Linked DNA regions of Homo sapiens: region 1 is linked to region 2. A link is a contact called in ENCODE Hi-C data. All regions are on one chromosome and are shown on one strand. The core of a region is the stretch at or near the end of the contact, and the rest is flanking DNA. Distances in the headings are between cores, read along the strand shown. Region 1 has its middle 35 kb from the start of TRD-GTC2-8. Region 2 overlaps CFAP54 (cilia and flagella associated protein 54).

What was found. Hi-C counts contacts between places; a loop is a spot of excess contacts on that map. Pooled maps may share reads with other maps.
Region 1: a loop to region 2 is called in a pooled map, with 2.0 times the contacts of the local background. The contact joins two enhancer-like sites. A Hi-C loop is called at or near these places in 2 of 37 single-sample maps with no recorded cell type and 7 of 50 pooled maps.

Annotation. Positions count from the first base shown.
Region 1 is chr12:96,069,628-96,072,622 of GRCh38, reverse strand. No RefSeq gene overlaps it. Among named protein-coding and RNA genes, the nearest start is that of TRD-GTC2-8, 35 kb to the right of the region's middle. RefSeq lists an enhancer at 866-1,366. Within about 2 kb of position 1,627, at least 2 of the 41 ENCODE cell types and tissues checked have a DNase peak (open chromatin) inside an H3K27ac peak, as active enhancers do.
Region 2 is chr12:96,570,298-96,572,997 of GRCh38, reverse strand. The region is part of intron 19 of CFAP54 (cilia and flagella associated protein 54); the gene reads right to left. Among named protein-coding and RNA genes, the nearest start is that of CFAP54, 82 kb to the right of the region's middle. Within about 2 kb of position 1,442, at least 2 of the 41 ENCODE cell types and tissues checked have a DNase peak (open chromatin) inside an H3K27ac peak, as active enhancers do.

The DNA.
Region 1 (2,995 bases), core at 378-2,877, 500 kb after region 2:
CATGGATGGAAGCAGTTGTCCCCTCTGTCTAGCTTTACAGACACTTTGCTCAAGCATCAGAGCAGATACAGTATTCAAATGGGATGCCCTGAATAATATGTCTTCTTTAGGCATCAGGCAGGAATGTCTGAAGATGAAAAACCCTAAAACAAGTGCACAAGGGCCTTGTTGATGTTTCTAAGAATAGCGCTGGGAGAATCTCCTTGGCCTAGCCTGGAAAGTCATCATTCATCCTGGGTTGCGGGGATGAAGAATCCTGCCAGTGTCATTCTATATACTCTTTTCTGATAAAGATACTTTGTTAAATGTAACTCAGTGCAATTTGATTTTATATCCTTAAAAGATTTCTTTCATATGAACAAATCCACAAGGTAAAAAAAAAAAAAGTTTTGGCCGGATGCAGTGGCTCATTCCCGTAATCCCAGAACTTTAGGAGGCTGAGGTGGGAGGATCACGAGGTCAGGAGATCAAGACCAGCCTGGCCAACATGGTAAAACCCGACTCTACTAAAAATACAAAAATTAGCAGGACGTGGTAGTGTGTGCCTGTAATCCCAGCTACTCGGGAGGCTGAGGCAGGAGAATCTCTTGAACCAGAGAGTTGGAGGTTGCAGTGAGCCGAGATTGCGCCACTGCACTCCAGCCTGGCGACAGAGCAAGACTCTGTCAAAAAAAAAAAAAAAAAAAAACCCTCCACTTTTTTTTATTTTTAATTTTTATTTATTTAATTAATTTTTTTGTATCATTATTTTTTTTGTGATGGAGTCTTGCTCTGTCGCCAGGCTGGAGTGCAGTGGTGCGATCTCGGCTCATTTCAACCTCTAACTCCCTGGTTCAAGAGATTCTCCTGCCTCAGCCTCCCAAGTAGCTGGGATTACAGGCACACGCCACTACGTCAGGCTAATTTTTGTATTTTTAGTAGAGACAGGGTTTCACCATGTTAGTCAGGATGGTCTCAACCTCCTGACCTCGTGATCCGCCCGCCTCGGCCTCCCACAGTGCTGGGGTTACACACGTGAGCCACCGTGCCTGGCCTAAAAAAAAGTTTTTATTGTGTCCTCAGTGGGGATCAGAAAATATAGTTACTGTGTTTTTCCTTCTGCATTCTGTCTGAAATTATGTCTTATTTTTAAATTTATTATTGAATGCCGCATACTGTCATTTTGTTTCCTATCTTGGATCAGGTTGTAGGTACTGTGTGTGAGTGTGCATTTGTGTGTGTGTGTGTGTGTGTGTGAGCGAGAGAGAGAATGTTGAATTGAGGTCTTTCAAGGAAGGGTTAAAGAGCCATGTGCGAATGAGCTTCTGTTCCACGGCAGGCATTTAGAATCACGGTGCTTAGAAGACGTGGTATAATGATAGGCTGCTGGTGATGATATTGCTTCCCTGGGACGCTTCAGGAAGGGTGAGGAGACTAATTGGCTGGTCTGGCAAACAATTCAAGATGAGACCAAAAGGAGGAGCCATCTGCTGGCAGGAAGTAAATGGAAATTCACCTTAGCGCTGGCCCTTCCACAGTGGGTGCACAGATGGTGACAGGCGGAACCCTTAGGGAGAGAGCGAAGGCCCTCATCTGCCAAGAGAGGAACAAAGGGGATTTGCTATTGCCTCCAGTGAACAGCCTCTTCTTTCATTTTGAGATCATGTAAGGAGTTTGCCCACATCACAAACCTGTTAGTATGAGCTTGGTGGCCTTGGGGAGTTTCCAGGCAGTATTACTGTGTAGAACTAAGAGTGAGGCTTTAGAGGAAGCAATGGAGATGGAAGTAATTGGTTTAAGATCCTGGACATGGGCACCCTCTAATCTGGGATGACCTCATGTGGCTGTGCAGCACAGAACAGCAACGGGGCTCCATTGACATGCAAAAGGCATTTCCTCGACACTCCCCCTCCCAGCCCTGCTGCAGGTCCCAGTCTGCACAGTGCTTCAGGGCAGACCTCCTCCTGACTGCTTGTAAGTTGAACCTTCGATTCAACTTTATTCCACCTGCTCAATGTAGTCCTTCGAGTTTCCAAGCAGGAAGCATTGCAAGGGCGAGTAGCTGCTGCAATAAGCCCTCATTTCTGCAAAGGAGTGGTAGTGTATGTTTTCCCAATATACCCACCTCAGATATAGTAATTTCTAAACATATCAGTGGAAACAGAATAAAACCTCTTAGATGCAAATTATCTTGGTTGCAAGGGTAAGGAGTAGGGGGGAAACCAATATGAGTTAATAAAAGAACTGAACATACTTAAAATAACATGAAATTTTTTCCCTCTAATTCCATGAGAGGTTAGACATGTAATTTCTTTACACTTGAATACATTGAGAGAATCAGTTAGGATAGCACTTTTTAAAATTTTTAATTTTCTGTCTGAAAGCCATCACTGTAAGGACTATTACTGAAAATTTAAAGGCCAAATATTTAAACGATATGAAAAATATACCATCTTGCTTAACAAGAAGTCCTGAGACAGGACAGATGCAAAGTTCGTCAACTCAATGGCTTAACAAGGTTAAGAAAGATTTGGGCTGTTTACAACCTTCCTATTCCGTTCTCACTTAGCAGGGCAGTTTTGAACCACCAGGTACCTCCCCTCATGGTCACAAGATAGCAGCCATGGTTCCAGCCATCTCACACAAATCCTACAACATCCTTTAGATGAATATTCCCTCCGTGTGTGTGTGTGTGTGTGTGTGTGTATGTGTGTGTGTGATCACAGAGGAAAAAACCTTCCCCAGGAGTACCTCATATACATACAGCTTAAACTGCTAAAACAAAAAAACTAAAAAATACGATGGTTCAAAGAAGAAAGCAATTTATTTTCTTTTCATGTATCAGTCCCAATGTATGTAAGTCTTTCTGTCTTGCTCTGCCATTCTCTGGAGTCATGTGCTTGCTTGAAGCTGGATTAGCAGTACCACCCAGTGTGCAGAAAGGGATTAAGAGAGAAAGTAAAGAACAAGCATTCTCCTTCTTAAAAACATGGTCTAGAAATTAGACTCATTATTT
Region 2 (2,700 bases), core at 193-2,692:
TTTGCCTTGGTAGTTCCTGATTCAGTGAACCAATTGAACACTAGCACCTTCTGACTTAATTCTTGCATCTTCTTTCTGCACATCAATGAATCCAACTGAGGTAAAAAAAACTTTCTGTGTTCTGCCATGGCTATAACATAGACATTTCTCAACTGGGCTGTTGATCAGTATCATCTATGGAGTTTATTTAAAAATCAGAAGGCTCCATTTCTACCCCAAAATAGAAATCTCCAGGAGTGGAGCTTGAACATCTGTATTATTTACAAACACCAAGGATAATTCCAAAGTACAGCAAGAACTGGGAACCACAGATTCAGGTGAGTAAATCTCCTTTTCCCTCCTGCCTTTCTCCCAGTCTCTTTCTAGTCTCTTCAACCTCCAGTCTTCTAGTCCTTCAATGCCTCCTCTAATACTTGCCAGATAAAGTGCAAACTTTTCCAAAGCCCTTTTCATTCTGATCATGACTACATTTTCTAGCCTTATCCCCCTTTCTACTCTTTCTCTCTCTCATACCTACCTCTCTGTTCAACCTAACCTCTGAAACCATAAAAAAAAAAAATCACTCATTCCCTAAAATGCTGTTATTTCACGCCTCAGAATTGCCCACGCATTTCATTCTTTCTGGAGCATCTCACGTCCTCTTCTCTGCTTTAAGATCCACACAAATGTCACCTCCTCTGACATCTTCCAAGATAGCCCATGTATTTAAATAAGCCATTTCCTTCATTACATAGTATCTTTATTTTAGCAGGTATTACATAATATGTTACCTCTGTACTTGCCTGTCCACACCCTCTAAACACTGGTCTTGGCAGGAAGGACAGTGCTTTGTTTATCTCTTTAAGTTCAGTCAATGTGTTTGGAATATAAGACACACAAAATTATGAAAGAAAAGGGTAATCTTTATTACAGTGTCTTTTAAGATGGCATATTTAAAATGTTCTGATTGGCTCTTGATCAATTTTAACTTTAGACCCCTAACTCAGATCCCATGGCCCAATTTGAAATAGGTTAACAGAAGTATTAAAGTTTTAAGTGAATGGTGACAAAAGAAAAGTTTATAACAAAGCCCTTGATTTAGGTAAATCAGATAAATTCCATAACAGAATTCAGGGCAAACCCTAAGGCTAGTTAAAAACTAGAATCCTAATTTAAGGCAGCCAATTCATTGAGCTGCTAATAAGATTTTGTTTATGAGAAAGTGCCTGGGGCTTTTTAAAGGGGTTCTTCAACTAGAAAAAAGGGAAGTAACATCAGAAAATCCCCCAAAAAAAATCAAGAAGGAAAAATTCCCATGAAACCAATACTACTTAGTCATGAGAAAGTGTTATCAATATGGACCTGAATGTTGTCTATAATAGCAGTGCTCTAGAACACCAACCTATTACAATTGCAAAACCTAGATAAACCATTCTCTAATCACAGGTCAAGAAGTAGACTTTCCATGACGTATCAATAATGAAAAATAACTATATCCTCACATCTTATACTACCTACCACAGTGCCTAGCAAATTAGAAAGGTTCAGTAACTTTGAAAAAAGAAATAAGCCTTTACCTATCACGGGGACTCAGCCAAGAAATCTCGATGGAAAGGGACTTGCCCACCAACTCACAATAAAAATAAGCTCTAAGGTGTTCTTTCAATGGTGGTTTCCACTGCAATGTGCCACCAAAACCACAGTATTGAAGTCCAAAGTATTTTTGTCTGAATGTAAATTTCTCTGCGTATAGTTTCCCTTAGAGAAAATGAAACCTGCCTCTCTTCAGAAGTTACTCAATGCTTATGAGGACAGATTGATGTTAAATACATTTGACACAGGCTTGATGCCCACAGTGCAGCAAAACACTAATGGAAAGATGCAATGGAATCTTGAGGGTGTGACTAAGACATATGTAATCAACTATCACAGGACTGGAATGATAAAGTACCATATTTCCTACATATCTGGTAGACCTCCCTGAGGTATATTCTGGGTTCTCAACATTATAATGTACATTGCAGAAAAAGATGAAAAGTAGATTAAGTCATATCCAAGAATCCTGAGAAGGAATATTGCTTAGAATAAAATATACAAGTAATAAGATAAATCTAAGAGAAAATACAGAAAGAAATGTGTAGTCTGATGGAGGAAAATACATATAAAGCACCAAAAAGTAGTTCAAACAGAATGTCTCAGAGTGCTTAAAGTGAAAGAGAAATAATAATAGTTCTGATATGACAAAACTGAATGAAAAGCAGAGTAATCATAATAATAATGGCTAACATTTATTGACTGCTTACTCTGTTCTGAACACTAAGCATTTTATATGCATCATTACTTGAATCTTCCCAAGAATCCCTGTTTCACAGATGAAGAAATTGAATCTTAAGAGAGCATAAATAACTTGACAGGTCATACAGCTAATCACTGGTAGAACCAGAACTCTAATCCAAGATCCTTATACTCCTAACCACTATGCTATCTTGTCTTAATAAACTAAGTTAAAAGAAGTTTGGAAAGGCAACCTGGATTAAGTTTCCTATGCAATACCCTTAAATCACTTAAAAGAGAAAAAAAATCCAAAATGTAGATATGCTAAATATTCTGTTAGCAGTTTGAAGCCTGGGAGTCAAAACATGGCCTCATAAGAGGAGGGGTCAGAATTAGAAGTTGGCTCATTGATTTAAAAAAAAAAAAAAAGAAAAGAAAAAAAGACTT